6 separate regions of the Mus musculus genome follow, and all the other regions are linked to region 1. A link is a loop called in an ENCODE intact Hi-C map of the cell type or tissue named here. Cell type or tissue: gastrocnemius. All regions are shown on one strand. Each heading gives the region's core, and the rest is flanking DNA. Links, peaks and the distances in the headings are about the cores only.

Region 1 (5,347 bases), core at 108-5,107:
TTTCTATAACAATTGAAGTATATGAAAAACTGGTTCAAAATGGCAACACGGCTTAATCTACAACTGAACAGTGGATTAGGGAACATAATTACAGCAACTTTCAACGCTTTTTATTATCTCACTATTAACGTGTCCAGAGATGCTACGAAATTGTTTGTTTGTTATTCTTCCATTTCAAGTAAAGAAACTCTTCTTTAACTAGACTTCCTTCTCTGGAATGAACACCACAGAGATATTTTTATTGTGATGACGTACACATTAGATCATCACATTCAAGGAAGTTAACTTTTCCAAGAGAATGAAACTGCCACAAACACTCCCTCCTAAGTGGCACTCTTTCAAACAAGGGGTCTGTCCATAAAATGTAGGGAATAGTTTTTAACAACTAATGGATTTGTTGTCTCTTTAGAATTAGGTAGAACTAAAACTGGCATTACAGAGAGAGGGGTACAAGTTTAATCTATAGTAACATCAATAATGAGAATGAATGACATTCATTTTGAAAATCAGAAAATGGACTAGTGGCTTAAGCTACCTCGAGATTTGATATCGTGACAAGCTGACGAAAGCTTACTTATTCTTCCCTTAATGAAAACTCTGAGCTAACTAGTACAGTTTATGAGAGACTGGAGCCCAGCCTGTAGTCAAGCTGCCCAGAAGTTTAGCCAGACCAGAGCGAGGCGAGTAGGGAAGTGTCCATCCCTTTTGGACAGGTTGGGGGGGCGGGGAGGGCAAACAAATAAGAGGAACGGAAAGAAGTCTTAGGAGTTTCTTAAACTTGGCAGCTGTTCGGAAGACACAACTCGTCTTTCTACAATGACCAGTCTAGAGTGAGAGGCACCGGCACACAGAAGTAGAAGAGATGGCTGAAGCTAGTATCAACTACGTAAGCAACGACACTGCCAGTCACCGCTTATTTGTCTTGAAAGTAGGTTGGAGGAGATAAGACAAAAACCAATTACAGTGCGGATGTTACGAGCACAGATCATGAAGTTAATTTTTTTTAATTGTCTGATTTACAAATGGTCTGGTTTGAATTCCATCCTAACAAAGAATGCTGATTCGCCATTACAGCCCCGCTAAAATGTAAGGTCCGTGAAGGTAGGGAAAAGAAATTAATAGAACAGGAAAAGTAAGGGGGTGGTGGTCGGGCATGGTGGCGCACACCTTTAATCCCAGCACTTGGGAGGCAGAAGCAGACAGATTTCTGAGTTCGAGGGCAGCCTGGTCTACAGAGTGAGGAGTTCCTGGACAGTCAGGGTTATACAGAGAAAGCCTGTCTGGAAAAAAAAAAAAGTGGGAGGGGTGGGAAGATATGGTGCCAGATATGAGCTACCTCTTTTTGAATTGTTGGTTATTATGGTACCATAGATGCTCCCAAAGCATTACATTTGACCGCCATTGCTCTTGATTATCCTCCAGAACCTGAGGGTAAGACCCTATCGCTGAAGATACCACACACTTGAGTCCTAGGACACAGAGGAGTCAAGATGGTATGGACCTGGAAACTTCATCCTTACTGGCTGTGTTCCAGATTGACATGTGCTATGCAGGCCACTGGGGTAGGAAAGCAGTCAACAGTGTTACATAACTGTGAGCTCGGTGAGTTACTGTAACCACAGGCCTGGCAAGATACACTCACTGCTACATTTGTGGCATAGATAGCATAGGCACAAACAATCACCAGCTTTGAAGCGCTCTCCACAAGACAGGACTCAACCCTATTACCACTAACTGGAATCACAACCCATGACTGGCCAGGTCATTGGGCCTAGGGCAGAACCTAATACTATTTTCCGCAAAATGGACATAGTGATAAACTGCCCAATAAGTTCTTACATTTGTATCCATTGATTAATGCATTTCTCAAGCTCATCAGAAGTCTTTATTTGGTTGATTCTGTAGTAGACCGCAATTAATACAAAGCCCCATTACCAGTCAACCTGCAGAGAATAAGACTTTGTAAAACTGAACTTAAAATGGGATGTCTATATGCCCTGCCTCCAGGATCACATCAGAAGGGGATGTGTAAAAATAATAAGAGCCAGAAGAAATAGACATCTGCAGAAAAACAGTATTTCCCAGATATGACAGCTCCTCTGCACAGGTGAACTCTCAGGGGCGTAACTTCATATACATGACCTGCTCAAAATCAAGCCAGTTAAAATCTTCCAAAGAATGGGGAAGAAGCTGGCTAAGTTCTGACCTTAGATAAGGAGTTACTGTCAGTTGACAACTGCTAGGACAAAGACTGAGTTGGTTTTCTTCAAGGCTGTGTTCTGTGAGAGGCTACCCACCCCATGCTCCAGTCCGGTAGCCCAGCCTGCCGCCTATGCATACACAGGCAACACTGTGTGGACTCAGTAGCTTTTAGGAAAACAGAGCACATGAAGATGACAAAGGAATGTTGGGAAAGAGATGGGGGCAGGGAACCGAGAGGAAGCTTGTATGGGGTGGATTTAAAACACATTATATGTACGGACCAAATCTCCAACAATAAAAACTAGAAAAGCTACCAGTCCACATCAGACGTATGTAGCTATGAACTCTGAGGTATTGTAACAACTGGCCTTGGAAAGTGCACTACGATCTCTGGCATATTTTCCACGGTCAATAAAATGCCTATTCGTTTAATTGATATGCATGTTTAAAACTTTTTCAGAAACCTCGAGCACTTGCTTTAATTTCTTGAATTTATTATTGCTCACAATTAACAATTATTCTGTTATATAATCCAGAGAGGTAAAAAAAAATGTAACTTGACTCTCAAAAAATGGGTACATTTGGAGAAATGTATCCTTAGTCTTGAAAAACAAGCTAGACATAAATCCACTTGCTGCTACTGTGGAAAAGCGGCTGCTGGCCTCACCTGGGTCAGCCACTAGAGGACGGTGTGCTCACACGCCACGACTTTGCTAAAGCCCTGCAGGGATCCTGAGAGACTGAAATGATTGCTGCCAAGTTTCTTTGCCCAGCTTCTGGTCCTACCCTTGGCAGATCCTGCATGTAATTCTGGCTTCCAAATGTGGAGAGGAGAAAAGAAAAAAGTAGCAAAGTTAGAATGCGTTAGGTGATTGGCAAGATTAAAAAGTCACATAAAACTGTGACAATGTCAGGAGTCTTGATGGGGAGGAAAATGCAGGTCAGCAGCCACCGTGCAGCTGTCAGGACACTGAGAAAGTGTTGACGCTGTGAATATTTGACTCAAGCTATTCCTGCAAACAGGCTATAAGGTTCTAGTGCGCAGTGAAACTTGGAGCGGAATTCAAGGACAAGAGCTGAGTCAAGTAAACGGAATGACTGGGAGCCAGTGGCTGGGTTTGGAGTCCACTGCTGTCAAGTATAACAACTACTAGCTTAAGAACTGTAAAACTGTAACTCTCATAAAGCTGTGTTTGCTGGAATCGGCAACAAAATAACAGAATTACAGCAGCAACACATGCAATGGGTTTTGTAAAATAAGACCTGAAAAAATTCTGGCAGCCTTTTATGTCTTTAGCAAACTGGGATTCATCATAGCTCCCTCAAAGCTGTCAATTGTAAGCTGTGTTTCTAAGGAGCTGTTCCCACTGAAATTTATTTTGAAGCTCCATCTTTTGTTCAGCTGGAAGACTGCTGATGTGGGTCTCTGAACCTGGGATAATTCAATCGCACTCTTGCTACCCTGAGGAAAGAAGTCCTCTGCCCATTAGATTTGTATAGATTCTAGGTAATTTTATAGAAAACAAATATTTTTATTCTTTCATAAATATAACGTTCTGTTTGTTTGTTTGTTTGCTTACTTGCTTGCTTGCTTGCTTGCTTGCTTACTTACTTGTTGAGACCGAGTATTGCAATACAGCCTTGGCTGGCCTGGAACTTGCTGTTTAAACCAGGCTGGCCTCAAACTCACAGTGATAGCCCTGTTTTATCAGTGGCAAAAAGTTACATTTTGGGGGGAGGGAGGGGGATAATAGATTCTTCTCTCATTCAATACATCCCACATCTCGATCACAGTTTCCCCTCTCTCCACTCCTCCCAGCTTTCTGCTCGCCCAGATCCAATCCTCCTCTATCCCCTCTTCAAAAAAGATCAGGACTCTAAGAGAAGACAATCAAACAAGACAAACCAAGATCCAGTAGGACAAGATAAAAGCCATCATATCTAGTCTGGACAGAGCAACCCAAAAGCAGGAAAAGAATCCCAAGAGCAGGCAAAAGACTCAGAGATACACCCACTCCCACTGTTAGGAGTTCACCTTTTAAAATAATCTAGGATTGAGCCTAGGGCATCCCAGCTCCCCAGATTTTAAGTTCTTACTGCTTAATAGGCAACGGCTATCCTCTTAAAAGGTAAATGCTGTGGAACCCTCCTGGAGCTGTAAAGTCTAGCTGTTGCATACAAACAAATGAGGAGGAACGCAGAAGGAATGGGGAGTTAAGGTCCTTCCCTGGAACTAAGGAGGTTCATAACGCCGCCTCTGGAGAAGGGGAAGCATTTCAGTTAACACACAGGAGTCCCGAGGAGAGGGCCAAAGAAAGCAGAGGCTGAGAAGGAAGCCAGATGAGCCAGTTTCTCCTGGCAAGTATGTCTTAGTTAGGGTTTTACTGTTGTGAACAGACACCACGGCCAAAGCGCGTCTTATAAAAGACAACATTCAATTGGGGCTGGCTTACAGGTTCAGAGCTTCAGTCCACTATCATCAAGGCAGGAACATGGCAGCATCCAGGCAGGTATGTGGTACACGAGAAGCTGAGAGTTCTACATCTTAGTTTGAAGGCTGCTAGCAGAAGACTGGATTCCAGGCAGCTAGGACGAGGGTCTTAAAGCCCATGCCCACAGTGACACACCTATTCCAACAAGGCCACACCTACTCCAACAGAGCCACATCTTCTAATAGTGCCACTCCCTGGGCCAAGCATAAACAAACCATCAACAAGTAGGAATTAATTCTGTTGTTTCCTCTGAATCCATGTCTCTAGTACCACCCAACCTAACACCCTATGATACTCCTTTCAAACTTCATGGAAAAATTTAGTAGAATAATATCGATGGTAAGCTGACTTTACAGACTAAGTTTTACAAGTCTGTCTCTTCAAATTCTTTAAATTCTCCTGCCCTTAGAGTCAGAATTCTAAGACAAAGAAGGGAAGAAGATTCTAGCATTCAGACTCAAATACCAACACTTCATCAAAACAAACCCATAGATAAATGTTTTATATGTGCACGTATAGGCTTAGTTTTTTTTTTTTCAAAATCTACTTTAATTATGGTTCTCTAATGCTTCACTCTCCCTTCTAGCTCACCACTCACCAGAGGTAGGGAAAGGAAAAGTTATTAGGAAACGGGGTGGTGGACCTGTTTAGAA
Region 2 (5,347 bases), core at 123-5,122, 130 kb after region 1:
ACAGACAATTGAGAATAATAAAATGTATAATCTACTTCAAAGACATCCTCTTACTACCGTGCTAATCACCAAGAATACTTTCAAGAGGAAGTTGTAACTGTGGAGCAGTGCCCAGTAAAGTCAATAAAAGTGGGTGCACTGGCTGAGAATTGAGATTAGTCTGACACTGAGGTTAATGGAGTTTGGGGCTCTCTAGAGACTAGGTAGGCGACTCTCTGGCTTCTGGGCTTGGTCAGCATGGTGGTTTCTTAATACTTACTTTTCAAGAGACCGGGTGAAGATTTCAGCCTGGATCTGGGAGAAGAAGCAAGATGTGGAGTTTTAAAGGCAAACACAAGCTGGAGTTGAGGTCTGGGGACTGAAGGAGCGGGGGTACTGGGAATTCCAGAGGAAAGCTGGTCAAGAATCTTTCCTAGAGCCAAGATCTGGCCATAGGAATCTTGTAGTTTTAAAAAAGAATGTCTCTGAGAGGTAGTGCTATTTCATAAACTTTTGAGTAGAGCAGAGACTCCAGGAGAGGCTTTGCTGGGATGGTCTTACCACCATTTGAACCAGGATAGACAGGTTCTCCTCCAAAACAACTTCCTCTCACCTTCTTCTGCCTGACTTTACTCACCCAGAGTTCCTTGAAATCTTTTAAAAGATAACTAATACTTAGAGTTGAAATGTAGGTAGCTCTGTGGAGAGTAAATTTCTTGTGAATGGTGTACAGCGTTCAATCCATTGTCCTGCTGAAAGGGGGATCAAAGGCTGTCTGTCCCTGAGCATGCAGGTCATCCTTCCAGGCTCACGAGAGTGTGGTGTCTAGCACGGGCTCACTGACCAAAGAGCTTGCATTCAGCTATGCGGGTTTGCGCCTGTCCAATTAGAGGCCAGGCTGAGATAAATCCCATCATCGTGTGGCTTCAGACATGATTCTTCCTGCCTTCCTGCGCTAGACAGTTTCGGAGATGACAGTGAGCAGTCAGCAACTCAGTTAACAGTACCGTTAGTGCGGCAAAGAGTTGAAAATCCTTCACAAATATCGTAAGTGTGAACAATGGGTGTTCTAGTAATAAAGCGTGATGATAAAGTAATAAAAATCTGGCCTATAAAGGTGTTAAACCTGCATACAGCTTATATTGAAAGCTGAGTAGGATGTTTGCTCCTCCTGGCTGACCTCAAGCCCTGAAGGACTATGGAGGATGGTACAGGTGTCAGTGGGTATCTGAAGGGCACAGTGGCACTCCCAGGATTGAGGGTGGGGTCGACCTCCTTTGAGTCTTCAGTAATGTCCATTCATCTTCACCAGCAGCTAGCTCATCTTTACGAGGTATCTTGGTTCTGATATGGGAATCACAAGCTGCCCCCCCCCTTTGGTCTCATTATTTTATGAATTGGAAGTTGGTAGAGGATATTGAATCCACGGTCTCAAACATGCTAAACACGTGGACAGGGGAGCTACCCCCTCGATTCCTTATTCTAATCTGGTTAAGATGTGAAGCTGATTTCTAGGGGAGGAGCTAAGGATAGCAGGGGAAATTCTGTTTTCATTTTAATCTGCCCTAGAGAGTATCCAAACAGAATAAAACATCACAGCAAAATAAAGTGACTCACAGGCTAAGAACATTTCAGTGACTTAAAGTCCATCATGAGTCTGACTACTATTTCCTATGTACTTTTTTTTTCAAATTCTTTTTTATTTTTTATTAGATATTTTCTTCATTTACATTTCAAATGCTATCCCCTTTCTTAGTTTCCCCTCCGAAAATGCCCTATTCCCTCCCCTTGCTCCCCAACCCACTCATTTCCGCTTCCTGGCCCTGGCAATCCCCTATACTGGGGCATAGAACCTTCACAGGACTAAGGGCCTCTCCTCCCATTGATGACCGAATAGGCCATCCTCTGCTATATACGCATGAGTCCCACCTCCTGTTTTCTCTGATTGGTGGTTTAGTCCCAGGGAGCTCTGGGGGTGCCGGTGAGCGAGGTTGTTTCTGCGTTGATGCAGTAGCTGTTTCAGGAACATTGGCTTGATATTTAATCCAGTCTTGGGAAGATAATTGAAAAGCCAGGAGGACATAATTGGAGCTGGGTTTCTATACTTCAGCATTCTTATCACGTTTATCAAGTAATTCTACCCAATCTGGTTGTGTGGAGTAAATATAGTATTCATTAATGATATCTGGTACCTGTTACACATACTAATTGTTTATATAATGGGAGGAGTAATCTCAGAAACACGTTCCTTTCCCATTCACCAACAATTAACTGTGGGATGTTTGTTCTAACTACCATTAGAATCACGTTCCAGTGGTTTTGACAACCGCTTTAAACTCTACTATATGCTAAATTTAGAATCGCTATCACAACCAAAATCACTGTCAGGCTGGATAGGATGGGAAAGAACGCAGAGAAGGAATCGCTTGGCTCTTGGGAGATGGGGACGGTAAACTTTACTCTTAGAATCACAAGACAGTTTAACACAAAAAGAGAGAATCTTCTCTCAGCAAAGATCTGCCAGCCCTAACTCTAGTTACTGTCAATGGATTCACAACGTAAAATTCAACTTGCTCCCTCTGGCTAGGGCCTCTGGCAACCCTCTTCATGGCGATCTGGGCACCTAGGTAGGCGTTCTCATGCCCAAACACCATCATTTCGCTGGTCTGTTCTGGAAACTGACCGCACTTTGGCTACTCTCAGCCAGTTTACTGGCACCCACAAGTTAAAGCGAGAATTTTCCTGACAGATGCAAGGGTGAGGGCCTGGGCGCCTAAGGACTTGGCGCAATCCTCCCTGGGCCTGGCCGGTGAGGAGTGGGATAGCAACTGGCTGGTCCCGGGGGCGGGGCGAAGAGGGGCTGACGCTCGTCCTCCTACAAGCGACACCTTGCAGCTCGTCCCCCTCCGATCCGCGCCCTGGGAGTGGCTTGCGGCTGGGGAGGGTGACCCAAAGCGAGTGTCAATTCTCATCACAGTCCCGCGATCCAGGGCCAAGTGCAGGGGCGGGAGGGCCAAGGTGGGCACCGGGTCGCCACCTCGAGCGCCCCTGCGGTGGCCCAGGGCAAGGGCGCACGGGTAGCCGAGAGTCCGAGGGCGCCGTGGGAGTCCGCGTCCGGATCCCTGCACCCGCCCGAGGGCGCAGCCCGCCGCGCAGTGGGAGGCAGCGAGGCGGGGACCGGGCGGGGACCAGGCGGGGGCGGAGCGGAGCTTCCCGCCGCCTCGTCGCCTTCGTCCTCCTACTCTGAGCCGCCGCCTCAGCCCGGCAGAGCAGCGGGAGTCCGCGGCGCCCGCTCGCTGCCGCGGGATGGGGAGCTAGCGCCACGGCGGCCGCGGTGGCCGCAGCACAGCCAGCCGCCGCCCCCGGGCCTGTCCCGTCGGGTGCTCCGGGAGCCCCGAGCCCGGCCCCGAGCCAGGCCCACGGGCGGCGGCGGCGGCAGAGCTGGGCAGGTGTCTGCGGCTGGAAGATGGCGCCCTCGGGCTCGGGCGGCGTGAGGCGGCGGTGCCGGCGGGTGCTCTACTGGATCCCGGTGGTGTTCATCAGCTTGCTGCTGGGCTGGTCCTACTACGCCTACGCCATCCAGCTGTGCATAGGTGAGTGGGTGCCCGCGTCCCGAACCCCACACGCTGTCCCCTCGCGGTCCCGGGACTACAGCCCCGCTCTGCGATTGCTTCCACTCTGTGCATCCGCTGGGTTCTCCCCACCCCGCCGCGCGCCCTGGGCGCTTCCCAATACCTGCTTGCCTGCCGCCCCAAACCTCTCTCCCCACCACCACCACCCCAAGCGGAGGTCAGCCGGCCTCCTGGAGACCTCCTGCACTCTGTCACTCCCTTGGTCTCCCCTTGCCGCTTTTGGGTTACTGGGTCACCTCCACCCCAGGACGCACGGCCAGGAGTACCCCCTTCTGCCTTTTACTCACCACTGCCACCCCAGCCACACCCTCTCACCGAGCAGGACAGAACAGGGGACCACTGTGGTCACTGAGGCTGGGAAGCTGCCCTGGAGGCCGGAGAAGCTGCCCTGAAGGCTGGGCCAAGAATCAGAGCTGCGCCAGATATGCGATGGGGAAACACTGGCCTTAACCTCGCTCGGATGGCAGAGCCAGCTTCTTTTCTGATGGCCATAGACCCACTTTTTAAAAAATGATAACAGTACTCACGAGCGTTGTAACCGCCTGTGTGGTTTGAGGGTTGATAATTAGCCACTTTCTAATTCAAAAGGAGGCAGGAAGGGCGAGCCACTAGAAAGTATCTTTCGAAGACCTGTGAGAAATATAGAAGACTATAGTTTAGATGCTGGGAAAATAGAGAGCGGGGCAGGAAAACCATCATCTGAAGTGCATAGCATCCAGAGAACCAAGTGCCCCAGTCCAAGATAAAGCTCCTGAATTGGTGGGTGGGGCACTTTCAGCACTGAAGATTTGTTTTTTTAAGGTTGATTATTCATAAGCAGGGAATACAGTTATGAAGCTTAATGTAAACTTTCTGCCTTAGGAGGTTCCGTGAAAGCTGATGTGTGTTATCAGGAAGAAATGTTCACACAGGGGATGACTCTTCTGCCAGGGATACGTGAATATTTTGTCTGATGTTTACCCACTGAACTTACTAACCTTTGCCCTAACCAAGTACTAGCCTAGGGTGGGACAAGGAGGAAATAGGGTCTGTTTCCTTAAAGCTTTGCAACTTGAGTAGTTTCAAAGCTTCGTGCATGAAGTGCAAAACCTTCTCTGAAGCCATCTCAGCTCCAAATGTCGGTCCTATGAGAAATGGTGTCAAGATGATAACACCAAAATAATTTTGACATCACTTTCAAGATAATTGAACCTATCTTCCCATTTCATATAGTTTTAAAATTTGCTATTATTACCTTGTCGACTAGATTCAGAAACAACATTTTAATCCCAATTAGGTGAAAATTCTAATTTTTGATTTAAAGATTTTTAAAAGTGGTCTATACTGACATCTTCCTGACAATGCATAAGAATATGTAATAAGTAGTCATGTACAATGTACAGGAAGAGCGTTAAAGAAAGAAATTAAAGTTTCTGTATTAACAGTTAATCTGTAAATAGGTTGCTTACTGATATATACTGTATATGTTATGTAACTATTGGGAAACTTTGTACTGTTTGATTCCTTCATCTCTGGGAAATAATAACATCATTTGTTGCAAAAGAGGAATGCCCTAGAAGGCCTTCACTGTCAAAATAGCCAGCTTGTTCTTTATTATCACATTAAGCTAAGAAGCTTAGCCTGGCATAATAGCTCATGTCCGTCAAAAGGAAGCATTTGAAGGCACAGAGGGTTCCCTCCATCACAAGTAGCAGATGCTCCATAGGGGGTTTTATTTTACTAAGTAGACAGATGAC
Region 3 (5,347 bases), core at 125-5,124, 110 kb before region 1:
CCTCGTGGAAGTGGGAGTAAGAAGTGGTAGTCCTCAAGTGGAAGAACACCACGGTTTCACAACCGGTGAGTCTAAATGACACACACACACACACACACAAATCTTTTTGTGCTCTCAGAACAGCAACACTACATGCAGAGAGAACGCATGGAAGGAACACCAGACTCCTATAAATATCTGCCCCAGTGGGGGAAATTTCATGCCAAAATGTACAGCACATGTTCGATGTTCTATCTTTTAAATCTTTAAATGTTCTCTTTCTAAAATGTATTGTTTTTATTTAGCTGTTTCTCTGTATTTTGTGTTCATGTGGGTGAGTGTTTTATGTGTCATGGCATATGTGGAGATCAACAGCAAGTTGTAGAACTTAGTTCTTTCTTTCTACCGTATGGGCTCTGAGCATAAGACTCGGGGCATCAGGTTTAACAGCAAGCACTTTTACCCCTTACCCCAGCTCACTTGATCGCTGATCTTTAAAATCTCTTTAGCAACCCCTACTTAAATACATTTACAAAACAAGTCTGTAAGGAATTACTTCCTCACTCAACATCTTCCTGTATTTTAGTGATTAGTTCACTAACTGGATCCAGTTCATTAACTGGCCTTCTCATCTCTTAAATGATTAGTTCATAACAGGATGTAAATTAGTGAAAATCTATCTAGAAATGAAAAGCATCATTCTGAGTGGCCTATTTCCAAAACTCAAAATACAGTGGGGCAATGGAAGTGGTAAATGGGAGGGGGGGAGACACAGAGTTACTGTATGAGAACTGACAGGTATTGGTAAAGGTTTCATTAGTGAACAGTTTCCTATACATTTTACAAATGGAATAAAACAAAGATGGTTAAGGGGTAAAAGGAACAGAAATCTTGTCCGAAAGAACTAGGGAGAGAATCCTGAAAAATTATGTGACACACATTACTATACAAGAAATGACAAACTTTTTTTTCATGAAAATCTAAAAAGTCAAAGTTGAGTTTCAAGTTTAAAACAACAATTTAAAAACTCTTGTCCAATCCCCCACCCTTGTTATAGTCTTTTACGTTCAGGAATTTCAAGAAATGCCTGAAGTTGTGTTACAGTGAATTGCCTCATTGTGTGATGTGCTTAGAGGTCTGTAAGAGCAGCCGTTTGAAATGAGAATTTTATACAGCAAGACTATCTATCTACTTTCACAGAGAAATCGATGGGTATCTCTCAGCATCTTTTGGCCACCCATGAACAAGTCAGAATATCTCTGATTTTGCAAATTAGTAGCAAATATAAAGTATTTATCACGTTGAATCTCACTTCTTTTTAGGTAATTTTTTTTTTCCATTTGAGGCCATTAACTGATCTGGGAGATGAACAACAGGAACAAAAATCTAACTTATTCCTTGAAAATGGATTGACAACTGGTGTGAATTTCTGCCTATCACTTTAAGATCAAGAAAGTGAATGCTAATAGGGTTGGTTAACTATCCAGTGTTGACTTGGTTCCAGTGTGTGGACCCTGATTTTCGAATAGGCAGGATCACATAAGAATGTCAGCTGTAAAGGTGAAAAGGAATCTCTATTCTCAATTTTCTGCTTTGATTCTTCCTTTATGTGATCTTTTGTTCAACTTCTTCTGTTCTCTTTCTTTACCCCGCAATGGCCCTGTCTGTCCCTTGGTCTGATTTCTCAGTTAGTGTCTCCTGTCTCCTCTTTCTATGCCCTCCTTTTCAAGTCTCCTAAAGGGAGCCCGCCCCCTCCCCCTTTGGTCTGAGTCTCCTCTTTAAAATCATCTTCAGACTCTCAGATCCTGCTTTTGTTTTGTTTTTGTTTTTGTTGTTTTGTTTTATTGGATATTTTATTTATTTGCATTTCAAATTTCCTGATGCCCCCCCCCCGCCCAGAATCCTCCATCCAATCCTCCCTCCTCCTGTTTCTATGAGGGCGTGCCCCTACCCACCCACCCACTCCTGCCTCCCCGCCCACTCCGAACGCGCCCAATCTCGTCAGATGCCGCTTCTGTATTCAGTGCTCCCCAGCTCACTTTGGTCATTTCTCTACCTGCTCTCCTTGCTCTATGAAGTCCATCTGTTAAGGTTGCTGACTGCTGGCAGATTATGTGCCTATACTAACCTAGTCTTGACCATCAAAATAATAATTCATGTGTGAACCTTGTGATTTTAGTCATTCGAGGACCATGTTCTCAGGAATGCAAAGCCGATCAGAACCATATATGTTGTACCGACACATTCCCAGAGTGGTTGTTGTCCGTGGTGGCGGCGGTGGTTGGTGGTGGTTTTGTTTGGTTTGATTTGGTTTGGTTTTATGTACTAGGAAATTAAACACTAATGAATATACACTTCATATGTATAGGACTATTTTTAGTACAGTATACTATTTGACTTTGGTCAAGAAATACCATCATTGGCTATGTTTAAAAAGAAGAGAAAAGGTAAATTTAACAAGCTTAAGGAATATAATACTTGGAATTTAGACGCTGCAATGATTTTCCTTGGATGTCTGCTAGATGGCGCTAGAGCATGTGTGTAGCATTGAACGGGACAGCTGCTCAGTAGAAAACGGGAGGCAAACAGATGCTTCCATATATTTCAGAGTATCAGATTCTGTTAGGAATTAAAGAACATACAATAATTAGAATTGCAAAAATCTAACACTTCTGGGAGGAATACGTTGTATCTCTGAAAGGAAATATCCATTAATATTTATTACATATGTATTTTTACCCTGAAGTAGCTTCATCCATATTTAGTCAGATACATTTTTAAAGTATTTAAAAAGTTTTATCCATTAGTTAATGATATCGACATTTTCTGTGTGTTTTAAAAGTTCTTCAGTCAAGGGAATAGCTTCCAAAAGCCTGAAGGAACTTGGGTTTCTAGTATTCTGCCAGCTTTGCCTTTGATCAAAAGTGGCAAACACCGTCTTTCAAAATTGCTCAATTCTCAAATAACTTTAAACAGTATCAGGGGACACACTTGATTTGGGCCATTTGTGTGATGTGCATTTAGACATACGTATATCTGCTCTGTGGATAACTATTTAGAAGTGAGTATTAATTACTTTTAAAACTTCTGTGATCAAACAACTGATAAGAAGTAGCTTAAGGAAGAAAGGATTTCTTTTGGCTCTCACTTCAAGGATAGTGAGACAAAGGGAGGGACAGCCACGGTGACAGGAACCACAGACATCTGGTCACTTTGCATCTGCAGCCAAGCAGAGAGAGACGAGCACTGACGCTCAGATCAATTTCTTCTTTTTATTCAGTCTAGGATCCCAGCCCATGCAACGGCCTCATCCACATCAACAAGGGGGTCATCCCATCTCATTTAACCTCATCTACAAAATCCCAAATAAATATCCCCAATGGTTTCCATGGTGATCCTGAACTTTGCCAAATTGACAGTCAATGTTAAATATTATAAATGGCGATATTCACAAGTACTTACAGACTTAACTGTACTTATACCTTTTGGGTATTTTAAAGTTTGATAATAGGCCACATTTATCAGCAAGTCTGCTGTGGAGGTCATGGGACTCCCTTCCACCTCATCAAAAGAGTGTGAGTTTAAAATGACCCATGGGCATCCTACTTAGCAGAGAGAGAGAGAGAATTAGTGTCTAGTAATTTTCAGAATATCTATTTTCTCATAGGCATGATATCAATAATATACACAGATAATTAGAATTATTTCCAATTTTTATTTTCAGAAAGTATCTGAGAATGAGGTGATTATAGTTGATATCCAGCACTTAAATATATTTTATAATTTGTCTGCATAGCAAATATATTTGACTAATTCAGATTTTTCCATTAAAGGGATTAAAATTAAGTCTGTCATTTGTAACAAACTCTCCACCTTCATTTGAGAATCCTTTTATATCCTCAGAAGTGCCTTGTAGAATCCCTAACTCAATAGACTTCTCCTGTCTTATTGGTAAAGCCTTTACTTTGTACTCAAAATACAGAATTTAAGGACACATTATCCTCTACACTCGACTCTACAAGTAGTGTAAATAGTTGGAATACCCATTTCATCAAAAGTGTCACATTCGTCTTCATCTTCTTGACTTACTCTAAAAGATGCAAATAAGTAACTCATGGTAGAAAGAGAGAGAATAAAAGGGACTTTCATCCTATTCTCTAACTATAGATCGTGTGAAAACTTCACAAGCTTTACAGAGTTGTTGATGAGCCAACTGCAAGGGTCTGAGGCCCCGGCATCTCATCCACCCATCAATCGATTCATCCTTTCACTCATTTATGTAATATTTATTGAGCACTCATTATGAACCAGAAACTTTTATGAGGCAATGAATTTTAAAATAAATTATAACAGTCTTCCAATACATCTAGAAATTCATAGAATGCAGTGGTCGGGGAGATGCTTAATCAAGCAGGTGAAACACGGTGAGATGCATGTTATGTTGAAGGTATGCATGGATGTTGGGATAATGGCAATGAGAATCCAAGATGGGCTTCCTGGAGCAGATAATAGATGACACAAAGAGGAATCCTCCAAGTCACCTTGACATGTGGTAGGAGCTTTAAGACCAAACATGCAGAAGAAAACAAAAATATAAAGAGAAAATACCTCAATAATAAATCCTCTCACTTTATTCACTATTATCAAATAATATAAAAATAGACCATAATGGAGTCTAAGAGCTGAGTAATATTCTGTTTGTATTTAACAATTTTGCTGAGATAACCATTAGAGTTATCTATTAATTTGTAAAAATTAAGAAGCCATTTCTTACTGTAAAGAGTTGTAAAGGCTACATGAGTTTATGCATGTGGTGCGTTGCAGCTATTAATTCCTTGCCATCTTTGGTTAATAGCCCCAAATACCAAAAAAAATAAAAAAATGACCTGGAGTTTGGAGAAACATCACAATGGAAAAAGTACTAGATATGATGTTAGAAGACTTGAATTGGTGCTCAACTTTGTTATGATTACTAAGTTTATTTATAACTTTGAGTCAATCGAGTACTTTTTCTTACAGAACCACGAGGGTAGACACCAGTGAAGATGGTGTCAGAAGCTTCTAATCACATCTGTGGATGCCTCAGTTTCTTCTTTGTATGTATTACTATAAGCATAGTTCATAAAAATAAAAATTTGTGTGAATATAAGTAATAAATTGGTTAAGTTGTTGAGGTCTGGCAACTAACAAAATATCTTAAGAGTATACACCAGGCTCTGACAAAGAAATACTTACATAACTTATAAAAAATAATTTATGTAGCTAGCAGCTCAAGAAAGCTTTTTAATTAAAAAGGAGGAGAAATAGTCACCATTTGACGCCAGATGTTCCACAACCTTTCTGTCATTGAAGGTTTGGACTTCAGAGG
Region 4 (5,347 bases), core at 94-5,093, 200 kb after region 1:
TGCACGCCTTTAATCCCAGCACTCAGGAGGCAGAGGCAGGTGGATTTCTGAGTTCGAGGCCAGCCTGGTCTACAAACTGAGTTCCAGGACAGCCAAGACTAAACAGAGAAACCCTGTCTCAAAAAAACTAAAAAAAAAAAAAAAATCCAAAAGGTGGTCCTATACTGAAACTAAGTTAGTTACGTGAGTGGACAATTCAAATAACTTCTGAATCAATACTACCTGGCAAAACAAGTCAAATGCGTTCTGTCAATAGCATGTTTTTACCAAGAGAATATACTCAAAATAATTCCACAGCAACTATTTCATAAAAATGTGTTTCTGTAGGCACATTTTATATATATATTTGTACCATTTATACCAAACTAAAATAGGACACACACACACAGTGTACCAAAAATAGAATACATGTGTGTGTGTGTGTGTGTGTATATATGTGTGTGTGTGTGTGTGTGTGTGTGGGTATACAATTAAAATTTGTTTATTATTATCAGCAATGAAGTAACCACGACATCTATCACCTAGTTATCTATCCTAAAAACACTCAGTTCCACTACATATCATCCTTCTACTCCTAACAATTTTATACTTGAATTCCTGATAGTTTTGACTCAACTATATGTCAGACTTCAGATTTAATTAATACCTATATATTCAAAAAGCCTTTAAGACTTAGTAAAAACTGTTAAGTTCTACTTTATAAAACCTTTAAAGCAATGAAGAATGACATGAGCAAATCTATTTTCGCCACCAGTTTCTAGAAAAAGAAGGTACGACTCCCTGGCTCGTATGGGGTCTAAGAAAGTTGAGTTCCCTCACTATTACCTTTTTAGCTTAAAAAACAGCATGTTCATATGTACATGATCTCTACAATCACCTAATTTTTTATTCTATAAACAACATATTTCAGTAGAATAAATAATGTTTTTTTATTCTATAAAGAGTTTATTCTATTTCCTTTTGCGTTACATTTCAGGAGGACTTATTTAACATTTTCATTCAAATGTGGTGGATGTAACTTATATAGTACCTCTATTTATATCTTCACTTAGTAGGTTCTTAATGCCCAAAACTTTTGTCATCAGACCTTTAATGTTCTCTACCTAACAACCAAGAAAAAGGCACTGATGTCTTCATACTTCTCTCATTTTGAAAAAGGCCATTCCTGTAAGCAGTGAGTCAGATCCTGCCTGGTGCTGAGGGCCTATGCGCTCCAGCTCTAACTGCTCAGCAACTTCCTGTAATCCACCCTAGAAGGAAGAAAAGTTGCTTGTCAAATAGAGAGGACTTTGGGACTGGAATTCACAATTACAGATTTAGACACTGACAAAAATATGAATACATTTTTAATATGTAAAGATGAACCTTGTAAAGATGGCAAGGGGATTGATAAAATATGAATCTGTAATTTATCTGTGGACTATAAAAGCCTTTTTTTACCAGAATATGAAATTCTAATAGGAAAATTTTATTTTAATTATACATCTTAAGGCAAGTTAAGCATGCCTTAACAACTTTCCAGAGATATGAAGGAAGTAGATCATATTCAGGGTAACAGTAATAAACCATACTCAGTGTCATTAAAAATATCTGCATCCCCTAAAGTATTTAAAACTTAGTAAAACAAAGACAACATGAGTGTTCAGACCACTGTCATTGTCAATCTACCACATAATTTCCATTTTCTCAACTAAAAAGAGAATTTTACAAATATACAACTCTTTTAGAATGGTTGCTCTGATCTGCTTATATTACTATAGCTATGACTGAGAAAAATAACGAGTGTCAAAGGAAAAGAGAAGAAATAGACAGACACAGAACAGACTACCAATCAACTTCCTCCTTAAAATACAAAGCCTTTACTATCCTGTAGTCACATCCTAGCCTGACAGGACTCCTGCCAGCAACGGTTTCTAACATTGTGTGCACCATGCATCCTTGGCAGCTGCTTAGAACACAGCAGCAGACTAGATATGAATGACTGGTAGCACCTTATTGCTAACATACACTTTTAATGTGAGCAGCTCACATAGCACTCAATAAAATATTTGATATTTTTAGATATTTCTGAATATATAGAAGAATAAAAAATTAGGACTCTGTTTCTGAAAACTATCATTATACCAAGCTGTCAATTAAAAAAACAAAATACAGCCGGGCATGGTGGCGCACGCCTTTAATCCCAGCACTCAGGAGGCAGAGGCAGGCGGATTTCTGAGTTCGAGGCCAGCCTGGTCTACAAAGTAAGTTCCAGGACAGCCAGGGCTATACAGAGAAACCCTGTCTTGAAAAACCAAAAATAAATAAATAAATAAAAGAAACCCTGTCTTGAAAAACCAAAAATAAATAAATAAATAACCAAAACAAAACAAAACAAAACAAAACCAAAAACTTCCAGAGCCAGCCAGGTGGGAGCCTTAGATTCTCAGCATGCCACTCATCAGTGTAAGTAGTCAGAATACTCTGCTGGAGTTCACTTATGAGGAAACCTCAAATGACACAGGATTCTGTGACTTTCAACTGACAGTCATGAGATAATCTTTCAAGAAGTTCTCCTAGTTATTTGGCACCACACCTACAACAGTGACAAATTACTTCTGTCCTACAATTCTCAGTAAATTGTTGAAACTAAAGCTTCCACATTATAATTCCTCTATTCTTGCTTAAGAAAAACTATTAAATTCCTTACTGTTTCCTAAAGCAAAGCTCTGTCTGTATTTTTCTAAAACCTAGATAGGGAAAACTTGGCCAACCTTGGTTTTACTGAAGACAGGGACAATATTGGCTACACATACACTTGTTTCCTTAGTTATAACTTAACATATCACACCAAAATCCAGCAACTAAAAACCCACTCAGTGTATTGCCAGGGATCTGTGCCAACTCAGGGGAATTTGCTCTTGAGCCAAAGTAGTACTTTTCTTTAATCAGGAAATGTTTGTTTTGATAAAATTAATGTCCAAAGGTTAAAAATACATGGCTACATATGTTCAGTATTATCAGAATAAGCTACTGTCTATATAGAACCTACACATTTACTATATAGTATTTATGCCTAACCAGTTTTAGCTACGAAAATAACAACATCATACTTTAACAAGAAAGAATAAAGGAGAGTCTCTAGTCAGGATAATCTGAAGGAAAACCACCTTAGAACACTACTGAGTGTCTCTGCCCCCTGCTGGCCAACCCCAATCTGTATGCTTGTGATAGTTCTGTGTGCTGGGAGTATGAGAACCTCTGTAATACAGGGCTCTGTCAGTGTACACCTCACACTTTCATTTCAGTTGATGACCCTCAATCTGGCATCAATAACAAAAACATGGCCCTTAGCTTGGCTTTTGTTAAAAATTTATTCTGGGGACTAAAGAGTTGGCTCAGCAGCTAAGAGCACAGCTGTTGTGGAGGACCAAATTTCAGTTTCTAGCACCCACTAGGTGGCTCACAAGTACCCATAACTCCAGTTCCAGAGGGTCTGACACTCTCTCTTTTAGCCTCTGCTACCTCTTGCTGTAAACTTCCACAGAAGTGAGTGAGAGTGTGTGTATCTTAAATATATATATATTTTTAAAAGATTTATTTTATTATTATATGTAAGTACACTGTAGCTGTCTTCAGACACACCAGAAGAGGGAGTCAGATCTTATTACGGATGGTTGTGAGCCACCATGTGGTTGCTGGGATTTGAACTCTGGACCTTCGGAAGAGCAGTCGGGTGCTCTTACCCACTGAGCCATCTCACCAGCCCTCTTAAATATATTTAATGCAATTAATATATCAACATTATTCTGGGCTGGAAAAATGGCTCAGCAGGTAAGATAACTTGGTTGGAAAGATAGCTCAGCAGGTAAGAGCACTTGCTGTTTTTGCAGAGGACACAGGCTCAGCCCCAACACAGCATGGTGGTTCACAACCATCCATAACTATAATCTAGGAGATGGGATGCCCTCTTCTAACCTCCTCAGACAGCAGGCACACATTTAGTGCATATACACATGCAAGTAAAATACCCACATACATAAAATACAATTTAAAGTATCTACAACAAGACAAAAATCCAACCAAGGAAAACACAAAACCAAAACAAACCTTATCCTGTTAAGATAAATACCGCAGCTTTGAAGAGAGATTGTTTATTAAGAATAGGATCAGATAATTTAACTAACTTTTTTCTTTTTTTTGGAGACAGGGTTTTTCTGTGTAGCCCTGGCTGTCCTGGAACTTATTCTGTAGACCGGGCCAGCCTTGAACTCAGAAATCTGACTGCCTCTGCCTCCTAAGTGCTGGGATTAAAGGCATGCACCACCACTGCCCGGCTTAACATAACTTCTAAAACATGGTTTAAAACATTCAGGCCTAAGATATTATAGAAATTACTTGGTCTAAATTGTGCTTCTCAACCTTCCTAATGCTGCATCCTTTAATACAGCTTTGTTGTGGTGAACCCCAACCATAAAACTATTTTTATCGCTTCTTAACTATGATTTTTCTGTTATGAATCATAATATAAATATTTGTGTTTTCCAATGGTCATAATTGATCCCTGTGAAAGGGTTGTTCAACTTCCAGGTTGAGACTCATTGGGCTAACTAATGTGCTAGTTCCGGATAAAGTCATCTGAAGCCTTACTTTGAGATTTTTGCAGCTCTTCATGAGGTACTTCACATCATAAATGACAGGAAAAAATAACCGAAGGATCTCAAAGAAATCAAGTTCTTCCTCAGGCAAGTTAGAGTTGGTCAGAATTTTGATTAAATAGCCAAAGTCATAACCACTAATAAAAAGATTAAAATAATTCAGAAAAAAATACATTAATACCATACAATGAAAGAAATTAGTTTTTCAGATAGAAAGTTAAACAAGTCATACTATAGGCAAAAGGATTAACAATAACGTACACACAGGAACAATGAAAAGAAACACGTCCATAACTACAGTGCAGAAACTGATCACTCAGCATCTTGAACACATGATAGTATAAATTTAACTCTACAGTCACTAAAATAACATTTTTCTGATATGTAAGCTGGAGAGATGATGTTCAAACATGAGTATTTTTGACCCCCAATACCCAAGTAAAAGCTGAGTGTTTTATGTCAACCACACAGACATGCAAGTGCACACCCCAAAAGATAGGTTCAGTAAGGTCACTGCCACAGTGAATGGGAAGGTATGTGAAAATGTAATAAACCAGCAAGACTTAACATGCCAAAGGCAAAAATCATGTAAAACCTTGTCACCATTTACATGAGATGGTGACACTTTCCAATTTCGAAGAATAAATCCCTAACAGAGTATTTCATTTCCACTAAGTGACTTAATTAAGATGTACATTTCCTCAAATGTT
Region 5 (5,347 bases), core at 1-5,000, 85 kb after region 1:
CAAGCCGCTCTATAGGACAAGGTAAGAGGTCGTCTTTCCAAAGGTCAAAAGGTCAGCATCAGAGCAGCCCCGCCTTGTTCCCAGAGGCTCTGGTAACAAGCTAGTGAGAGATGTTTGACTGTACCTCGGCTTGCCTGAAAGCCTGCTTTTATCGTTTCTGTGGGAAACCGAGTCTAAGGAATTTCTTGCTGGGTTTATATTTGGCCTTTCATGTTATGAGGAAAAACTAATAATATTTATTGTAAAAGGTGTAAGAAGAAACCTCATGACTACTAGGGACCATGAGGGAACCAATGTGTCCTCGTAGAAGCTGCAGCTGGCCATTCACCAGTTCCAGAAATTCTCATGATCTTTCCCAATCAGAAATACATGAGCCATTAGCTTACACTAACCAGTTTTTGAAATTGATTATATATTTTTTAAATTTACAAAAAAACACGTGTCATATAACTTCAAACATTGTTGTTCTTGGGACTGCCTCAGTCTTTGTTTGTGGGTTGGCTAAGAAGCCAAATCCTTCCAGGTTCTCTCCCTTACCACCCTGTCCTTACTGAAAGGACCCTGCTGTGTAAGGTCTGTTCATGTCTTTAAGGCAATTTCTCTGCCTTTGCCAGAATCTATTATGTTAAATTTCAGATTATAGTCTGGAGAATTTTTTTATGTTCAGCTTCTAGGGGAATGTGAAGCTGTACCTAATGTTGATGCCAGTTATTCCTCTCAGGAACAGAGAAGAGACAGGGCAGTGACCATGGGGGTGTGAGTTCAACTCCCAGCTGCAAAAGCACTCAGCGCCCACTCGGTGCATCTATTGTGTGGCCTCCCTTAGTCACTGGATAAGAGAAACCTAAGCATCTCCTCCTATCCATTCTTTCTCTAAGCTGTGTGTTCAAACACTGAAAGGCATGTCTCAACAAATGAAATCTAGATACTTAATATATAGTATATGTCATATATTTAATATCTTTAATATATAATGTATTCTTTCAAAAAATTAGCATCACTGTATTTGGTTCAGAGCAGAAGGTTGTTCTCTTGTTTTAAGAACTAGAAAACAGGAGAACTTCGTGTCACCTTTTCCCATGCTTAGAACACTATCCACGTGTCCTCTCCTTGCTTCTTCCCGTGCGCCTGCTAAGGGCTGTTGCAATAGACACCTAAGCAGCACCCCTTCACCAGCTCTTCCTAAAACTCAGAACGAAAGTCAAAACTGCTGTGGACAGCTTGTCCAGTTTCCCATTGTCTATAGGAGAGCACACAGGTTCCCAGCCCCACCATCTCCACAGCTCCTCCCTGGGTCCTGTCCTCTGAGAGCCACCTCTCTCCCTCACAGTGTGTGCTCCTTCAGGTGCGCTTATCCCCACGGCTGAAACCATCCATCCATCCATCCATCCATCCATCCATCCATCCATCTTTCAGAATTTATCACTCATCTCCAGATTCGCAGAGCACTTTACCACCATGTTTTGTATGATCCTTTGTAATGATGATTTCTGAAAATCCTGTCTCCCATCTGAACTGTTGGACTGATTTACCATAATAGTGTCTCTTCCTGAGGGTAGCTGCGCATTCAACGTTCCTTGGTAAGAGTGTAGTATTAACCCCGTAACTACAGTGTCGTCTTTTTCCCTGAATGAAAGTCATCTGCGGTAAACCATCATGGCTCATGCTTACACTTTTTACAACCTTTGCAATAATTAGCATCTTGTACTAAAAGAAAAATACTGCTTTTTCTTTTTCATGACCTTTATCTAGATGAATTTAAACGTGCTGTATACGTAGCTACTGGACTGAAACTTTCACCACATTTGGTGAACACTGTCTTCAAGATTTTTGATGTTGACAAAGATGACCAATTAAGTTATAAAGAATTTATTGGAATTATGAAAGACAGACTCCATAGAGGGTTCCGGGTAAGCCTGCAGATTTCAAACCTCTTGATAATTTGTTTTTAAATCTGAGTTCAGAAAAAGTTTGTGTGAAATTTTAAGACTATAAACATGGAATGCTTTTAAAAAAAAAACTTTGTAGAGCCCTTAATCTGCTTTCAAAAAAGTGTGAGGTGATAAAAGATAAATTTTTAAAATATATTAATAAATTTCATTGTTTAATTCATTCCTATGTTCAGTTAGGGAGTGTCTTTATCGCTATGTGGGGGGATGGTATGCTGGTTTGGTTTGGTTTTTTTCCATAGTCTTCCCATTAGCTTTTAGACTCGCTAGTAAACATCCCTGCTCCTCCCTACACATCGGATGCTCACTGTAGGGAACGGAGGCTTGAAGTCACTGCAGTCAGTTTTGTTCCTGTACTATTTTTATAATCGACATACTAAAAAGTCACAGAAGTTCACTTGTCCTTTTCTCAAAATTATTTTTTTAATTTCTATTATAATGTGGCTTACTAATTATTTACATATCTAACATATTTAGTGGATATTCCAGAAACGTAAGAGGAAAAAAAATCCTTTTAAAATTAACAGCTGCTATAGTCAGGGATAAACACTTGCAGTAGAAAAATCCATATATAGAAAAAAATATCATCTTAGTCATTGAAATTCAAAGATTTGTTGAAGGACTTTGCCCAAGCTGTCTTGAAAAAGCTGCTGTTGTACTTAAGTGCCACCTAGTGGACACTAGAGACACTCATAAGGACAGATGTAAGAAATAAGAAAGCTAAGGTTCTTGTGACCCATGCTGTAAGCCTTTGGCACGGTTTTCCCTCTGAAGCAGTGACTCTCACTTGTGTTCACCTCTCCATGTGCGCCTGCGCTTCTGTCATGGTTTCCTTGTGTTTACACACATTCTTACAAATGTTTAAGGGGCAGATACACTCATTGCATGTTTTTATGGGATACAGAGTAGAATCTTGTTACATAAATACTTTGTGGAGTGATAATCTAATTAATGTAATCTCATACTTGCTTGTAGTGCGAGCCATTTGATTCTATTTCTAAGCAGGTCTGAAATGCACATGGTTGTTAGCTTTGGTCACCATTCTGTGACCATCTTGAGAAGGGATTTCTCTTGTGTGACTAGAACACTGTGTCTTTTTGTTTACTTGTTCTTGTGTCTACCAACCCTCCCCACCTCTGGTAACTAACTTCATGCTGTTTGCACAAGTTTGCTTATAGTCAACATATAAATTAAATAATGCTGTAATACATTTGGACATTTGTAATCCTTTATTCAACAGGGTTATAAAACAGTCCAGAAGTATCCGACCTTCAAATCCTGCCTGAAAAAGGAACTTCACAGCAGATAAGTATGTTAGCTTAGGTTTATCCTAATTGTTTCAGTAACTATAAATAACCACCATTATTTTTTATAATGTCTAGACAATAGCTGGGAAGGGGTCGGGGTTAGATCGTAATGGTAGAACACATGTTCAGTCCTGTGTACCATAAGAAAAGAGAACAACTGATAGAAATCTAATTATCACCTGCAATTTGTAAAGACAAATGAAGGTGTTATATACTTTAAAAACTGTATGGTAAGGAGCTGAGGCCATGGCTCGGTTGGAAGGATGCTCAGCCAGCACGCATGAGGCCCCGTGCTCTGTCCCCAGAACCATGTAAAGCAGGGCTGGTAGGCAGTGCATTCCCTTTCCCAGCAGCTGAGACGGAAGCCCAAGGCCATGCTCAGTACCATAGCCATTTCCAGGCCACACTGGGCACAGATAAACTCTCTCAAAGGAAAAAGGAAGGAAGAAGTTGTTTGTTAAATGTGTAGTTCCATTCCTGTGCAGGTACAGTGTAATAAATCTAAGCTGTACTTTGTAACATAACCTGTAGCACCTACGGAACATGTGTCACTGCTTTGGAGGAGCATGCTTCTAAATGGTGGCCACAAAAATGGCAGCTTTACTGTTAACGAGTTTAGGTGCATGACAGTATCACGACAGTATACTGAGCATCCCGCTTCGTCCTCACACAGAGATATGTTTCTCACCCTTGCCTGCATTGTTGAGGCTCAATCCTACAGCCTGGGGCATGTGCGGCTGCCGCTTTACCAATGGTTTACATCCCTAGCTCTTGATCTTTGTGGTTTCCAACTCAGGAGTCTCTTGCTTCTCTCTGCAGAGTACAGGGATTATAAGCCTCAGCAACCATGCCCCGTTCTAGATTGACAACTCAGTTAACAACAAAAAGAGTCAAGAATTAGAAAGTGATCTCTCAGGGCAACTTGCTAGTGAGTGACAAACCATGATTTGAGCTCCCCTTGTTCTTATGGTCAAATTATTTTTTTACTTAATATGTTATCACCCTTCATTGCAGTAACTGAGGATGAATCAGGAAGTCTGTCCTGTTTTTGTTTGAATCAAAGAAATATTTAAAACATATTAATCTCCAGAAAGATTAGTTTTGTTTTTTTTTAACATCAATAATAACTATATCCTGTTGGTCGGCTATGTTAGATTCCTATGATGGAGGTTTTGTTGCTTATTTTAGATGAGTATATGTTCTTATGTATATGTCTTACTAGTTCTCTCAAGTTTGAGGCATTTTATCCGTTCCCTAGAGTGGTTTGTAAAAAGAACAGTTTCTTAGAATCTTTATATTTCCTGTGGCTATGATAGACTACTTTGGCAAAAGCAACTTAAGGGAGAAAGGCTTTATTCTGGCTTGCAGTCTAAGGGAACACAGTCTGTCCTGGCAGGAGAAGCAGCTGCTCACACCTCATCATAGTCGGGAAGCAAAGGGCAGTCACTGCCTCCTGCCACTTACGTCCCTGGCCCCGTTCACACTGTTCACAATCCCAGCCAGAGAGCGGTGAATCACTCACCTCACACTATACAACCACTGTACCTCCCACAAGCATTTCCAGAGGCCTGTCCCCCAGGTGACTATAGCTCCTGTCAAGATGACAACACTAACCAGCCATCACACTTTGTCAACTCTGAGACGTGTAAAAGAAATATGTATCGGCTTTCGGAATGCTACTGTTTGTTTTTATCTTTCTAAAAAGAACCTGCAGTGTCAGCATTTTGTGAAGTAGCTTTGAAGTCTCACATTATGTGGAATCCACATTGGAAAGCTGTGGTTTAAAATACTGAGAGAAGAGCAGGCTTATTTATCTGTTTGGGTAACTGTTGGGATTCAGCTACCTAGGATCTTCCATACTTGTATTCTGAGAAGCTGTGTGCTGCCTTACAGAACCAGACCAATGCACTGAAAAAGCAGTGCCATCCCTGAACATAGTGTCTAACTCTGCTTGTAATAGCTTCGCACCAACACTGATTGTCCATATAATAGACCATATGGCATAGAACCATAGCTTAAAGTGATTGCCTAAATCTATACCTCTCTGAAACTGAGTGTCAAAGGAGTTTCTTAGCAAACTATGAACCCAGG
Region 6 (5,347 bases), core at 348-5,347, 220 kb after region 1:
TACACTCAAATGTCCCTGACTCCTAATCCCTTGCCGATTAATGCAAGCAGTAAAAACTCAACTTGTCAAAATAGTTTTGTTTCTGATAGCCTTCGATGAAAGAAATAGTCCACTTTTTTCATGATTAAATTAATCCTTAGCTATCAATGAGAAGGGTTTAACTGATGGTTTTTGGTTTTTGTTTTGGTTTTTTGAGACAGGGTTTCTCTGTATAGCCCTGGCTGTCCTGGAACTCACTCTGTAGACCAGGCTGGCCTCGAACTCAGAAATCCACCTGCCTCAGCCTCCCAGGTGCTGGGATTAAAGGCGTGCACCACCACGCCCAGCTTTACCTGATGGTTTTAACAGCCCACTCCAGGGCTTAGGGGGACAGTTCATCTGGTAAAAGCACTTGGCATGCAAGCATGTGGACCAGAAGGAGTTCAAACTCAAGAATCTATGCTTAAAAGGTGCATGGCCCATGTGCTGGCAATTTACATGTTTGGAAAGCAGAGGCAGGTGGATCCCTGGGGCTTCCTGGCCAGTCAATGTAGCTTAATCAGGAAGTCTCAGGCCACCAAAAGACCCGTGTCAGTGCACCCCTCCCCCCAAACACACACACACACACACACACACACACACACACACACACACACACACACACACACGTACTTATTCACTCACACACTTCCCACTTCACCCTTACAAAAGGCATTTTAAAAAGCTTTAGTCATGTCCATACCATAGCAACATAATTATATTTTCGGATAACTTGACGGATTTTCTTCATCTCTTCATCCAGGTTACAAGCCCAAACTTCACAAATTCTTTGGCTATGATCTACGGTTGCTGCTGGCATAGTGACAGCACAAGGAGTCTAGATGTGGAGCATCAAAATGTTATACTTGATTGAAGATTTGTGTCATAAAAATACTTTACCCTTTACTTATGCACCTGTTGAAATAAAAAAACACCAATATCATGAATGTGAATTATAAAACTGGGCTGGTATAAACCTTATTTATACAAAGTTCATGACTCATAACAAAATCAAGTTTTAGACAGTTCCTTTTCTCAAGGTATACAGCTAATATTTAGAGGATAAAAGCACCACACCGCCGATTTCCCAACTGAATATAAATTTCACTAATTAAGATTTGCTCCGAGTTCAATTCACTCCACACAAAACTTTGAACCATTTCAAGCCAAAAAAAAAAAAAAAAATCAACAAAATCAAACGTTTCATAACAGAATGCTTGCTTTTATTCTTCTAACAAAACATTTAAAAATCTTACTCATTCAAAGCAGAGCAGAGGAAACATTTTTCTTAAAAATGTTTTGAAAAGCCATTAGGCAATCTCAGAAACAAATATAGCGGGAGGGAGAAAGAAAGAAAGAAAGAAAGAAAGCAAGCAAGCAGGTAGGCAGGCAGGCAATGAAATGTGTACATTTAAAAATTTCTAATTTCAAAAACTGGCAACCCAAGAGAGACCTCACGTCTCTGCCATCCACACAAGGTTCACGGTATACAATGGTAAGATAATTAATCAGACGGACAGGGACCAAACACACAATAACCCCCGACAAAACCAGCGAGTTAAAAGAGGGTGGCCTGGTGTCCCAAACTCCTAAATGTACGCTGGAGAAAACAAAAGGTGATGCAGGGCACGCCTTCTTTCTTCCTCCCCTCCGTCCTCACACCGGTCCCTACACGCGCTCTACCGACACACTGTACTTTAACCCTGCTTTCCTCCACCCGCTCTTCTCTACTGCGGTCTCAGGGGTCCCTCCAAGGGGCAGCCAAGGCCTTCTCATCCCTGAGGTCGCGCGTCCTCCGTGGGCGAGCAACGTGGAGAGAGCACGGCCGCCTTCATGTCAAGGATAAGTCGCTCGGCTGGCCGCCGGCCAGGAGCAGGGTGCCTATTCGCATGGCCTAGAGCCAGACCGACTACCCCCAAAAACCACTGCCGAGGACGAAAGCCACCGGGGCCCCAAGTAGGCCACCGCCCTCCACTCGCAATTTCCTTCCCACAACGAAGTCCCAGGTACAAAGCGGTGGCGTCATCACTGCGCGCCGCGCCCCTGACAGCCCCCACCCGCCCCCCGCCCGTTAGCACCGCCGTCCCCCCGGGCTCCCCGCCTCCGCCAGTTCCGTCCCACACAGCCACGCTTAGGCGGGCGCCATCGCGCGCGCCAATCTCGGGCTCCCCACTCCCAGCCCCTTTTCCCAAGGCGCCCCAGCACGCCCGGGCCCCCGCCGGATCTACTTGGGTCTCTGAGCTCGCGCTCCTCCTCCTCCTCCTCGCCATAGAGCTAGCACCCGGCGGCGGCGGTGGCGGTGGCGGTACCGGCGGCGGCGGCGGGAGCCCCATAGACGCCTCTCGCCCTGCGAAAGGGGGAAAGGGGAGCTGGAGCGGCGCTCGGCCCAGCGCGGCGACGTCGCTCCTCGCACGTCCCGCCGAGGGCGCGGCCTGATGACGCCGGGCGCCGGGTGGGCGGGGCCCTCCCTCAGGAGGCGGGGCGGGCAGGTGACGAACGCCCCGGCGTTGGAGCAGCTGAGCCGGCAAGGCGACCAGGCCTAGCTAACTGACCCCGGGGTGGTGGTGGCCCGGAGCACACCGGGGTTCCGTCCAGCCGACGAGTCGCCCTTCTCCAGCCGCCCGCAGTGGTAGCTCGGACCCCCGGGGCCAGGGACTCACGAGCGCGGCGTGTGGGAGACGGCGCGGCCCCTGGGCACCCCGTCCGGGCCGTGCTCGATCGCCCGGGAAGCACTGGGCTAAGCGAGGAGCAGCAGGCCAGAACCTTGTAGGGCCTCGGGCCCGGGGACCCGAGGAGGATGAGCTGGCTCTTTCCCCTGGCGAAGAGCGCGTCATCCTCCGCGGCTGGGTCCCCTGCCGGCCTCACCAGTCTCCAGCAGCAGAAGCAGCGGCTGATCGAGTCACTCCGGAACTCCCATTCCAGGTGACGACTGGTGGCTTCGGCCCAGGGTAAAGTAGGACGGGAGGGCGGGCTGCTTGCAAACACACCGTGTGCGAATCCGTAGGCCGCTCCATCAGCTGCCTCCTGTTGATGGGTCTTCCAGTGGGGTTAAGCGCTTGCTTCCCTAGTTTGTGTCCCTGGTGCCCCACCGCTGTTCAGCTCCTCTCTTGACTTGGCTCATCTCCACTGACAAACGGAGTCATCTCTCTTTAATCTGTATACAGCACCCCTAGCTCACACGCTAATTTTCCTTTTGATCTACCTGATTGTAGCATTGCCTTCGAATTGTTAACATGCTAAGAGACAGTTGGAAAGATAATTCCCAACAGTTTTATGAACTGAAAATTTAAACTGTTGCAACGTCAAAGAAAAGGGAAGCCAGTGTTTTTAGTTAACTCTGTCCTGGTGACAATCCTTTTGAGTCTGTAATTAAAGCTCACCCTGTTCCAATAACCTCTTTCTGTCTTGTAATTGTTAGAGTCTTTAGACTTCTCACTTTCTTCTATTTGGCTCCACACTTAGGACTTGCCAGACAACCATCTGCATTATCTGTTGTCTTTTGAGTTTGCTTGTTGTATTGTAGTCAAACTAGAAATACAGGAAATCAGATTATTTCGACTTTTTTTCTTAAATATAAAATTGTTTGCTGCAGTCTTTTTTTTAAATTAGATATGTCCGTGGCTGCTACAGGCTTTCAAATATTAGAGCTGCTTTGCGATATATGGATTTTACAATTAACTAACAGCTTCACAGCACATTTTATAAAGCATATTAGAGATCAACATGATTAAACTCTAGACTTTCAAAAACCTTGTCACATTATACACATTATAATATGTTATACAATATAATTATGTATGTATACATACCTACTCACACATCCATGAGATAATAACATCAAGTTATTGAACACACCATCAAGGGCTATTTTTGTGTTACACATCTATTTTCTTCCCAAGCAAGTAAGCTATAACCTAAAAAAACATTGTCTAAAGAAAAATTCACTACAAAATCAGTTTGAATGAGGCCTGTTGCTGACTGAACTGAGTTTCTTGGTTGTCAACTTCATTTTTGGTTGTAGGAAAGTTTCAAAAAGTCATTTACTGTCTTTTTAAGTAGAAAAGAGTAGCTATCCTTTATTGTTGGTTTCACTGTGGAAAATTCAACTCATAAAGTTGTCCCACTTTGTCGGGTGTGATGGCTTTTCCCCACTCATGGTAAGGTCATGATCCATGCCTGCTCTTAAAGCTTTGGGTTGGCTACACGAGAGAACAAAATAGACTTGTGTAAGCCAAATTTTATGTGGTGTGGAGCTTTCATAAACGAAGACCCCGAGTCCCAGGGAAACCTTTTTGTCTTAGGAGTAGGCAGTGGGTGGGAGAGTGTTAGGACAAAAGGGCACGATCTAATGGTGGTAGACTGAAATGGAGGAAACTAGCAAGTCCTAGATTTGAGGTGTGCTTGCTTGTTTGGTTTTGGTTTTTCTAAACAGGGTTTCTCTGTGTAGCTCTAGTTATCTTGGACTTGGCGCTGTAGGCGCCTTGAACTCAGGGATTTGCCTCTCTGCCTCTCAAGTGCTGCCTGCCAGTCTCCCTATTCTTAACTCTTCTGTGCAGCATTCCTTCTGCCCTGTTAGAGGGACAGAGCCCCTCTAGAAAGAGGATTTTCTAAGAGTGGCCTTTCTAGGTGTTAGGTTTCTTTTATCATCCATGAGGAAAGGGGACTCTTGTCTTTAGGACGACTTTCAGAGGAAAATGTGGGGTAAGAGATAGGAAGACAGCAGGAGAGTTTGCTTCCAATCTTCAAGTCTCCCTTAGTTCAAGGTATCAATAATACCCAAGAGCTATACTTATGATGGTAGCAATTTCTGAACTCCCAACATAAGTCAGCCTTACTCTAAATGGGGTTTTGTTTTGTTTGCTACTCTTGAGAGCAGAGTCATGGATAACTAGAGCTACACAAAGAAATCCTGCTTTGAAAACCAAACCAAAGCAAACAAACCCCAAACACTTGCAAGCTACACTCGCAAGATGTGTAAAATAAGGTGGCTAACTTTTTTTTAATATTTTTATTAGGTATTTTCCTCATTTACATTTCCAATACTAGCCCAAAAGTCCCCCATGCCCTCCCCCCTCACCCCCCTACCCACCCACTCCCACTTTTTGGCCCTGGCGTTCCCCTGTACTGGGACATATAAAGTTTGCGTGTCCAATGGGCCTCTCTTTCCAGTGATGGCCGACTAGGCCATCTTTTGATACATATGCAGCTAGAGACAAGAGCTCCGGGGTTCTGGGTGACAAACTTTTGAGAAACACTACAAAGGTTTCTGCCTTATAATGTCTACTTAGAAAACTGTAGACTGTGTTAGTACTACTATTGCAGAAACACG

The links. A loop is a pair of places that touch in the nucleus more often than their neighbours do. Peaks named below come from ENCODE experiments on the same cell type or tissue, not always from the same donor. Only the 100,000 strongest peaks of a DNase experiment are listed, where the experiment ranks them.
Region 2: it touches region 1 in a loop (2.8-fold over the local background); 25 of 42 quality-filtered maps call a loop at or near these places.
Region 3: it touches region 1 in a loop (2.7-fold over the local background); 11 of 42 quality-filtered maps call a loop at or near these places.
Region 4: a loop joins it to region 1, with 2.7 times the contacts of the local background. A loop is called at or near these places in 12 of 42 quality-filtered maps.
Region 5: it touches region 1 in a loop (13-fold over the local background); 26 of 42 quality-filtered maps call a loop at or near these places.
Region 6: it touches region 1 in a loop (2.3-fold over the local background); 9 of 42 quality-filtered maps call a loop at or near these places.

The regions. Positions count from the first base shown.
Region 1 is chr8:40,293,739-40,299,085 of GRCm38, forward strand. No RefSeq gene overlaps it. Among named protein-coding and RNA genes, the nearest start is that of Fgf20, 9.5 kb to the left of the region's middle. In gastrocnemius, for the core only: a CTCF peak has its summit at 2,882 (motif pointing right); DNase peaks (open chromatin) are centred at 1,564 and 2,906; H3K4me3 peaks cover 803 bases; H3K27ac peaks cover 3,022 bases.
Region 2 is chr8:40,420,598-40,425,944 of GRCm38, forward strand. Zdhhc2 (zinc finger, DHHC domain containing 2) reads left to right here and starts at 3,218. Exons shown (of 13, transcript NM_178395.4): 1 at 3,218-3,572. The coding sequence starts at 3,446. In gastrocnemius, for the core only: no CTCF peak of the experiment used is centred there; DNase peaks (open chromatin) are centred at 2,900, 3,139 and 3,893; H3K4me3 peaks cover 1,797 bases; H3K27ac peaks cover 439 bases.
Region 3 is chr8:40,185,218-40,190,564 of GRCm38, forward strand. No RefSeq gene overlaps it. Among named protein-coding and RNA genes, the nearest start is that of Fgf20, 99 kb to the right of the region's middle. In gastrocnemius, for the core only: a CTCF peak has its summit at 2,508; DNase peaks (open chromatin) are centred at 1,979 and 2,485.
Region 4 is chr8:40,494,666-40,500,012 of GRCm38, forward strand. It overlaps Cnot7 (CCR4-NOT transcription complex, subunit 7), which reads right to left. Exons shown (of 7, transcript NM_011135.5): 5 at 4,630-4,774; 6 at 1,140-1,250. Among named protein-coding and RNA genes, the nearest start is that of Cnot7, 14 kb to the right of the region's middle. In gastrocnemius, for the core only: a CTCF peak has its summit at 3,180 (motif pointing left); a DNase peak (open chromatin) is centred at 3,182.
Region 5 is chr8:40,378,920-40,384,266 of GRCm38, forward strand. Micu3 (mitochondrial calcium uptake family, member 3) reads left to right here. Exons shown (of 15, transcript NM_030110.2): 12 at 1-21; 13 at 1,753-1,910; 14 at 3,190-3,258. The coding sequence ends at 3,258. Among named protein-coding and RNA genes, the nearest start is that of Zdhhc2, 42 kb to the right of the region's middle. In gastrocnemius, for the core only: a CTCF peak has its summit at 2,618 (motif pointing left); a DNase peak (open chromatin) is centred at 2,703.
Region 6 is chr8:40,509,294-40,514,640 of GRCm38, forward strand. It overlaps Cnot7 (CCR4-NOT transcription complex, subunit 7), which reads right to left and starts at 2,461. Exons shown (of 7, transcript NM_011135.5): 1 at 2,247-2,461; 2 at 722-933. The coding sequence starts at 838. It overlaps Vps37a (vacuolar protein sorting 37A), which reads left to right and starts at 2,490. Exons shown (of 12, transcript NM_033560.3): 1 at 2,490-2,940. The coding sequence starts at 2,816. In gastrocnemius, for the core only: a CTCF peak has its summit at 2,830; DNase peaks (open chromatin) are centred at 479, 814, 2,037 and 2,478; H3K4me3 peaks cover 2,821 bases; H3K27ac peaks cover 2,762 bases.